Linked DNA regions of Homo sapiens: all the other regions are linked to region 3. The links are chromatin contacts, found by Hi-C or POLR2A ChIA-PET in ENCODE. All regions are on one chromosome and are shown on one strand. Each heading gives the region's core, a stretch centred on a gene start or an enhancer-like site at or near the end of the contact. The rest is flanking DNA. Distances are from core to core; before and after follow the strand shown. Region 1 holds the start of LINC01144 (long intergenic non-protein coding RNA 1144). Region 2 holds the start of HPDL (4-hydroxyphenylpyruvate dioxygenase like). Region 3 overlaps TESK2 (testis associated actin remodelling kinase 2).

What was found. A loop is a pair of places that touch in the nucleus more often than their neighbours do. ChIA-PET counts read pairs that join two places held with the same protein, here RNA polymerase II (POLR2A). Pooled maps may share reads with other maps.
Region 1: a map of B cell shows a loop between it and region 3 (18-fold over the local background). The contact joins the promoter of LINC01144 here to the enhancer-like site in region 3. A Hi-C loop is called at or near these places in 1 of 168 maps with a recorded cell type or tissue (B cell) and 6 of 50 pooled maps. POLR2A ChIA-PET finds 5 or more read pairs at or near these places in 11 of 52 experiments (B cell, Caco-2, PC-3 and 7 more).
Region 2: a pooled map shows a loop between it and region 3 (2.7-fold over the local background). The contact joins the promoter of HPDL here to the enhancer-like site in region 3. A Hi-C loop is called at or near these places in 2 of 50 pooled maps. POLR2A ChIA-PET finds 5 or more read pairs at or near these places in 12 of 52 experiments (B cell, Caco-2, GM12878 and 8 more).

Annotation. Positions count from the first base shown.
Region 1 is chr1:45,302,569-45,305,268 of GRCh38, reverse strand. LINC01144 (long intergenic non-protein coding RNA 1144) reads right to left here and starts at 1,359. Exons shown (of 1, transcript NR_024270.1): 1 at 1-1,359. LOC105378691 (a long non-coding RNA gene) reads left to right here and starts at 1,523. Exons shown (of 3, transcript XR_947287.4): 1 at 1,523-1,777. RefSeq lists enhancers at 1,027-1,266, 1,727-1,786 and a silencer at 1,457-1,636.
Region 2 is chr1:45,325,445-45,328,363 of GRCh38, reverse strand. It overlaps HPDL (4-hydroxyphenylpyruvate dioxygenase like), which reads right to left and starts at 1,469. Exons shown (of 1, transcript NM_032756.4): 1 at 1-1,469. The coding sequence starts at 1,215. The coding sequence ends at 100. RefSeq lists enhancers at 258-367, 1,128-1,377, 1,388-1,437.
Region 3 is chr1:45,393,102-45,395,801 of GRCh38, reverse strand. All of the region lies in intron 3 of TESK2 (testis associated actin remodelling kinase 2), which reads left to right. Among named protein-coding and RNA genes, the nearest start is that of TOE1, 54 kb to the right of the region's middle. RefSeq lists an enhancer at 1,741-1,810. Within about 2 kb of position 1,406, at least 12 of the 41 ENCODE cell types and tissues checked have a DNase peak (open chromatin) inside an H3K27ac peak, as active enhancers do; they include B cell, GM12878 and OCI-LY7, where a contact is called at or near this core.

The sequences.
Region 1 (2,700 bases), core at 110-2,609, 90 kb after region 3:
TAGTTCCCAGCTTGACTTTTCCCTTCAGCTTAGTGATTTGTGGGGCCCCAAGATTTCCCACAAGTGAAAGGAAAATATCTCAATCCCCCGCCCCAAATCACCAAGCTCAAAGGAAAATTCAGGTTGGGAACTGCTCAGGCCACACCTGCCTCCCATTCTATTCAGTCACCCCTCTGCTCATGATGAACAGGATGCTGCTGAACCCTGGGGTCGCTGGGGCCTTAAATGACTTTGATGATGAGAGACTGGGCATGGAGAGCTAGAGGCCCTCATCTCCCTTCCCCAGCGAGTCGGAAGCGTCCCCATTACTAGTTCCTAGAATATGCTGAGATGTCTCAGGTTGCGGTGTGCAGCTGGGAGTTGCAGCCTGGCAGGAGGCCCAGGTTTTAGCCTGTGAACCGGGGCCCTGCTATGTAGGCCAGGGTGGCTCTGACCTGGCACTCTGTGGGGCCAGGGCAGACATAGCAGCAAAGGCCATGGGGTCACAAAGAGAGAGACTGCAGAAGGATCAGGAGTAACAGGCATAATGGGGCTATTCTTCCCTAGGCCTGAACACTGGGAAGGCACTGGCAGGGCCCCGGTTTTGATGGTGGATTCTTGGAGTAGGGGCCTTGGTAATAGGGCTCTGAGTGCTGGGGCAGAATGGGCTATCTTGACCCTTCATAGTCAGGGTCCCAAGTGGGCAATCCTGGAGCCTCCAGGTCTTTGGTCCAGCGGCGGGGTTTTCCACTCAAGGGCCACAGGTACAGACAAGCAGAGCAGAAACAGCCCCCCCGGCCTTTCACTTCCCACCTGCTCCCGAGGGAGAGAGTAAGGTTTCTGGGGGTAAGTGGGGGCTATCTGAAAGAAAAGGGTGATTTTGGCTGGGGCTCGGTGCCCTACAAGAGCCCTTGCTTGACTTTGACGCAAGGCACAGACTGGGCTCTGAAGGGGCAGGCTGGGGGGTAGACGTCGTCATGGATGTTGGATCTCCCTTCCGGCCATGGCCCAAGTACGACCCCTGTTCCCTTAAAGTCAGGACCTCGCAGAACTTTCGCAAGATGGGTCCTCGGAGTCTGCCCGCGATTGCGCTCCCAAGGGGTGCCGCTGCCGAGGGTAGGCGCGCCAGTCGAGATCAAAGCGGATGGGATGACGCCACTGGAGGGCGCGCGGGGCCGCGGGGCAGGGTGGTGCTCCTGCTGCAGGTTTCAGGCCTCTTCTGCCTTCTACAGCCGCCAGGTCAGCAGAGGCGGAGGCCCGGGCTGTGGATGGCCGAGGAGCCGAACTCGTGAAGCCACGTTCCTCCTGCAGCTCTTAACCCAGGCGCGGCGGCTCGCCGGGCCGCTCCCCTTACTCCGAAACCGTGAGCCTCAGCCCTTCCCTCTCTCCCCAATCCCAGGGGGCGCCGGCGGACACCCCAGAAACCCACGCGCTCTCGTTCCTGGTCCCGCCCCCTCTACGTTCCCTCCCCCTCTACGTTCCCTCCCCTTTTCCTTCCAGAGGCGGCGGCCCCGGAAGCTCCCGCCATTCTGGACCCGCCCCCTCCAAGCTCCCGCCCCTTTCCCTTCCTGTGGAGGCGGCCTCGGAAGCTCCCGTCTTTCTGGACCCGCCCCTTCCCCACCCTGCTCCGCCCTCGGCCCCGGCCCCCGCTCCGAGCTCCCTTAGCTCTAAGCGGTTCCGGAAGCTCCCGCCTTTCTGGACACGCCCCTGCCTCCCCCACAGGATTCCGACTCTCTCCCGGCTCGTCGAGGGCTTGACATTTTACCGGGGGGTGGCCCAGAAAAACCTCGTAGAGATGGTGACTTTAAAAAATTCTTTTTCGGCTAGGTGCGGTGACTCACGCCTGTAATCCCAGCGCTTTGGGAGGCCGAGGCGGGCGGATCACTTGAAATCACGAGTTCGAGATCCGCCTGGCCAACATGGTGAAACCCCGTCTCTACAAAAATACAAAAATTAGCCGGGCGTAGTGGCGCAGGCCTGTGGTCCCAGCTACTCGGGAGGTTGAGGTGGGAGGATCGCCCGAGCTGGGGGAGGTTAAGGCTGCAGTGAGCTGTGATCGCGCCACTGCACTCCAGCCTGGACGACAGGGCAAGATTGTGCCTTAAAAATAAAAACTTGTTTTGGTAAAATACACATAATATTTACCATATGTACTTTTTTTTTTTTTTTAAATGGAGTCTGGTTCTGTTGCCCAGACTGGAGTGCAGTGGCACACCACTGGGTTCAAGCGATTCTCGTGTCTCAGCCACCCATGTAGCTGGGATTACAGGCATGCGCCACCACGCTGGGCTAATTTTTGTCTTTTTAGTAGAGATGGGGGTTTCTGCCATGTTGGCCAGGCTGGTCTGGAACTCGTGGCCTCAGGTGATCTGCCTGCCTTGGCCTCCCAAAGTGCTGGGATTACAGGCTGAGCCACCGTGCCCGGCCCTACCATGATTTTTTTTTTTTTTAAACAGAAGTCTTGCTCTGTCGCCCAGGCAATGGCACGATCTCGGCTAATTGCATCCTCCGCCTCCGGGGTTCAAGTGATTCTCCTGCCTCAGCTTCCAGAATAGCTGGGATTACAGGCACCTGCACCATGCCCAGTTAATTTTTGTATTTTTGGTAGAGAGGGAGTTTCGCCATGTTGGCCAGGCTGGTCTCGAACACTTGACCTCAGGTGATCACCTGCCTTGGCCTCCCAGAGTGCTGGGATTACAGGTGTCAGCCACTGCGCCCAGC
Region 2 (2,919 bases), core at 220-2,719, 68 kb after region 3:
AAGCCTTTCACTAGTTGGGCCTCCTGCAGATGTTCCTCAGTTCTGTGCTGGTCTCCCCAGAGCTGCAGGACAGCTGGCTGCACCCAGCCCTGGGCATCCTTAGGCTTCCTGGCTCCTGGCAGATTGCTCCTGTACGGACTGCCACAGAGCTCTGATGTTGCCCTGACCAAAGCCAGTGGCCCCCTGCCTCTGAATCAGCTCCAGGAAGAAAGTGTCCTCAGTAAAAAGGGACTTGGTGAAGACCTGAAGCAGAAACTTGCCTTTATCACCATCTAGCAGGATCCCCTGTCGAGCAAGCAGATGAGGCTCGTGCCCTGCAGCTCGGATCTGCCTCTCCTTTCCTGGCTGCTGGTAGTATGCCCCAGGGGGAGCCAGGAACTGGCCTCCAGCAGTTGCCACCCCCTCAGTGGCCTCCACAATGTTAGGCGTATACAGCCCCACGTGCTGCAGGCCTGGCCCCTTGTGCCGGGCCAGGAACTGCTCCACCTGGTCCTGTCGTGTCGTCGCCCCCGGAAGGGACTCAGCCAGAACAAGAGTGGGGACAATGCTGCCCGGCTGGGCCTGCAGGGCTGTAAGCCTCAGTCCCCCAAGCCCAAACCCTGCTGTCATTTCGAGGCCCAGCTCGGGATCCTCACCTGGGCTCAGCGGCAAGTGGCAAAAGCCCAGGCAGTCGTGGAACCAGCGCAAAAGTGTGGGGGAGCTGCCGGGGGTGCAGGCCAAGGTCAGGTGGTCCACGCGGCTGACCCACCCGGGGCCAGGCGCAGAGGACACGGGCCTGAAGCCGGGTAGGAAGGGTCCGCGGTAGCCAGCGCGCTCCAGCAAGGTCAGGCTGAGGATGCCGGCAGGCGAGCTGACCACGGCGTAAGTGGCGGCACCCTGCGCGTCCCGCACGCGAACGGGAGGGACAGGCACGCTGCAGCCCAGCGCTGCCAGCTCCCGGGTTGCAGCGCCGGCGTCCGCCACGTCGAAGCACAGGTTTGTGGCGCTGGGCACGGCGTGACGCGGATCCAGGCCGTACAGCGGCTCTCCAGACCCTGCGCCCTCGTTCACCAAAAAGACCGCGTCGCCGCTGCGCAGGGCTAGCTGCCGCCAGCCGTCCACCTCCCGCGAAGCCAGGGGCTGGAAGCCGAAGAGGCGCTGCAGGTTCCGGGCTAGGGGCTGCCCGGCGGGCACGTGGAAGGCGATGTGGCACAAACGAAGGGCGGGCGCGGCCATGGCGCTCTGGACGGCGACCTAGACTTGTCCTTCTGGGGCCGCTTACTTGTGGTTGGGGACTTCGGGGCTCTCAGTCCTGGGCTGATCGTCCGGAGTTGGGGAGTCCGGCTCACCCCGCAGAGCGCGTTCCTCGCTTTCTTCCGGAAAGAAGTCACCCGCCGACCCCTGAGAGCTCGCGGTTCTCCCTGCAGCGCCACCCCAGCCAGGAGCAGCGTCTGGACCACCGGGTCTCAGTGAGCCGAGCTGCTGGTTGTGAGAACCACGCGGTGCCTGTGCTCGCGCCAAGCAGGAGAAAGAGGGCGGAGCCCGTGACTCCGCCTTTGACTCCCCACCCCCTCCCCCACACCCTGTCGCCTCGGATACTGCGGGGTCGCCGCGCTGCTCTTTCCCCGGGCCTCACGCCTGGTCACATCCTTGGGCACTGAGCCTCCCTTCCCCAGCCCAGGAACTCACAATGGCTGCCTTCACTCGGCGCCAGGCACTGGGCTCCCACTCATCCCCCCAACCTCACAGCGAAGGGACTCAGCCCGGGTTCAGGGAAAGAGTTGGAATTCTCTCTCCACAAGCACGGAATTTTTTAGCACTTTCATGTTTTTTCTTTAAGTTCTGGAGTTTGCCTCTAAGTCTTAATGTTCCCTGGAATACACACACACACACACACACACACACACACACGTTTATATGTTTTGAGACAGGGTCTCACTCTGTCACCCAGGCTGGAGTGGCACAATCACAGCTCACTGCAGCCTCCACCTCCTGGGTTCAGGCGATTTTCCTTGCCTCAGTGCACAAATAGCTGGGACCACAGGCGGACGCCACCACACCCAGCTAATTAAAAATAATTTTTTTTTTTAGAAATGGGGTCTTGCTATATTGCCCAAGCTGGTTTTAAACCCCTGGGCTCAAGCCATCTTTCCACCTCAGCCTCCCAAAGTGTTGGGCAATCTCTCAACCAGTCCTGTCTCTTTCTTCAATCACCCTTCTGTCAACATCATTTAACCCCTTGTCCCAAGCAAGATTTGGAGGAAAAATCTGACGGTTCGGGATCTGAAAGGAACAGCTGCCTGGCTGTCATTCCCCTTCCCCATCCTTTGAGGACTGGAACACAGGCCCTCCTTGCTCTTTGCAGCTTCCTGACTTGGCATTGAGCCAGAGATTTCTGTGGTGGGGGCACTTCTGGCTCTGAAACCCAGAATTGTGTGAGATGACTGGATTGAGGAATTTGTAGTCTTCTGGAACTTCAACTGAGTGGCCCTTGAAGGGTTAGGGAAGGGCATCCAAGAAGGGCAAAGGGCATAAGCAAAAACTCAGTAAGAGTGTGAGCCAGACTCTTAGAGGAGCAATGGGCCATGCTGTTAGGGAGGCATTTAGGATGAATGCCACAGTCCAAGGCATCACAAGAAATTTTTTTGTCAGGCAGCCTGATCTACTGGGTTTCATTGGCAAGAGGGAGAAGGATGTCATAGGGGACAGGGGCTAGCTGGATGTCATGGTGTTCAGGCCTGCAGGCAGGAGGGCAGTACCCAGGAGCTGGTCAGGGTGGTAAAAGGTACTTGGTGCTACTCTGCAGACCAGTGAATGTGAGGACATGAGTTCCAAAAGCCAGACGGACCTGGGTTTGAATCACCAGCAACACTTACTGTCTGTATGGGCAAGTTGCTTAACGCCTCTGAGCCTTAATTTGCCCATCTGTAAAAATGGAAA
Region 3 (2,700 bases), core at 157-2,656:
TGGAAATGATGCTATAGGAAGGTGATATAGGCTGGGCATGGTGGCTCACACCTGTAATCCTAGCATATTTGGGAGGGTGAGGCAGAAAGATTGTTTGAGCCCAGGAGTTCAAGGTTGCAGTGAGCTGTAATTGCAACACTGCACTCCAGCCTGGGTGACAGAGTGGGACCTTGTCTCAAAAAAAAAAAAAAAGAAAAGAAAAGAAAAGAAAGGAGTGTAAATGGCTGCCTTGGTAGTTGAAGAACATGAGAAGGAAGTATTTGAACTGGTATTTGAGGATGAGTAGAATCTAACTACAGTAATGCAGTGCATAAGATGTTTTGGTCAACAACAGACCGCATACATGATGGTGGTTCCATGAGATTATAATACCATATTTTTACTGTACCTTTTCTATGTTTAGATATGTTAAGATACACAAAACTTACCATTTTGTTGCAGTTGTCTACAGTATTCAGTACAGTAATATGCTGTACAGGCTTGTAGCCTAGGATCAATAGACTCTACCGTATAGCCTGAGGGTATTGTAGGCTATACCATCCAGGTTTATGTAAGTACACTCTATGATTATGCAACCACAAAATCACCTAAGAATGCATTTCTCAGAATGTATCCCCATCGTTAAGTAAGGTATGTGGAAATGAAGAGAGGGGCATTTTAGGTAGTGGGAACAGTCTGAGAAAAGGCAAAGATGTGGAAAAGCTTAATAATGACACTTTATGGGGAATGGTAAATCATGCTATAGAAAAGACTCTAGTCTCTAGACAAAGTCTAGTTTACCAGTAGTATCAGAGTTAAGAGTTTCCTGTTGGGGCCGGGTGCAGTGGCTAATGCCTGTAATCCCAGCCTTTTGGGAGGCTGAGACGGGCGGATCACTTGAGGTCAGGAGTTCGAGACCAGCCTAGCCAACATGGTGAAACACCCCGTCTCTACTAAAAATACAAAAATTAGCCAGGTGTGGTGGCCGCCTCTAATCCCAGCTACTCGGGAGGCTGAGGCAGGAGAATCGCTTGAACTCAGGAGGCAGAGGTGCAGTGAACCAAGACTGAGCCATTGTACTGCAGCCTGGGCAACAGAGTGCGGCTCTGTCTTTAAAAAAAAAAAAAAAAAAAAAAAAAAAAAGAGTTTCCTGTTGGTCTTACTATCTTTAGAGCAGTGATAAACAGTCATTTGTTTAAAGGCTTTGCTACTCACTGCATGTAGTCTGTAGACCAAGCGACATCAGCATCACCTGGGAGTTTAGAAATTCAGATTCTTAGGCCCCATCCCTGACCTACAGAGTGCGAGTCTGCATTTTGACAAGATCCTTCATGGGTTTGTTTCCACAGTGGTCTAAAGTACAAAAGCAATCCTTGGCCTAGTGTGGTGGCTTACTTTGGGAAGCCAAGGCAGGAAGATCACTTGAGGCCAGGAACTTGAGACCAGCCTAGGCAACACAGTGAGACCCTGTCTCTACCAAAAAAAAAAAAAAAAAAAAAGCCAGCTGTGGTGTGTGCCTGTAGTCCCAGCTGCTCAGGAGGCTGAGACAGTGAGACAGGAGAGTCACTTGAGACTGGGAGGTTGAGGCTGCAGCGAGCTTATGATCACACTATTGCACTGTGCCACCGCACTCCAGACTGGGCGACAGAGCAAGACCTTGTCTCAAAAAAAAAAGCAACCCTCCTTCTCAACATGAATCTGTATGTCATATGAAACTAAAAATAACAAAGTTGAGTAATCACTTACTCTCAAAGCACATGCATTAAGAAAGCACCCCCTTCCTGAGTTAAGTAATTCTAGCTGGTATGATTTGGGGTGGGGTATGGGGATAGGGGAATAAAAATCATTCAGAATATAAATTTTTAAGGTCTTGTGACATGACAATGATTTGAGGCTTCATTTCGATTTTTGATATAGTTAGCAATAAAAACTTTAGTGAAAACTTATTGTTGATGTTACGTGCTTTTCTAGGCACATGTCACTTCCCTGTCAAGGATGAGTAATATTTCCTCTTTATAGTATATTGTTTTTTTACAACATTTAGAGTGATTAACTCTGTTCAAGCTCTTTTTTTTTTTTTTTTTGAGACGGAGTCTCACTGTCACCCAGGCTGAAGTGCAGTGGCACAATCTTAGCTCACTGCAACCTCCATCTCCCAGGTTCAAGCTATTCTCCTGCCTCAGCCTCCCGAGTAGCTGGGACTACAGACGCCCACCACCACGCCTGGCTAATTTTTGTATTTTTAGTAGAGATGGGGTTTCACCATGTTGGCCAGGATGGTCTTGATCTCTTGACCTCGTGATCCTCCCACCTTGGCCTCCCAAAGTGCTGGGATTACAGACATGAGCCACTATGCCCGGCCGCTCTTTTTCCAATATAAAGCTAATGCATGTCTCAGCTTGCCAGCTCTGTGACACCACTTTGGATGTGGTGGTGGTTTTCCATTAGGAATGATTTGGGAGAGGTTAGGCAGTAAAGTTGCACGTAGAAGTAGAGTTGTGTGACACGATTGTGATATGGTTATTTGAGTAGAGGGTGGGAAGAAAGCAGACAGAAAACTCTCCTATGAAGCCAGTGCCTGCCTGGATGTGCTATGACATCTCTGTAGATGGTGTGGTCAAAATAATAGTGGGCCTGGGAGGAAGAAAAGCAAGGGTGTGTCACATCCAAACCAGGTCTTTTCAGCTTCTAGAAAAACCCATGATTTTAAAATGTAGCCAT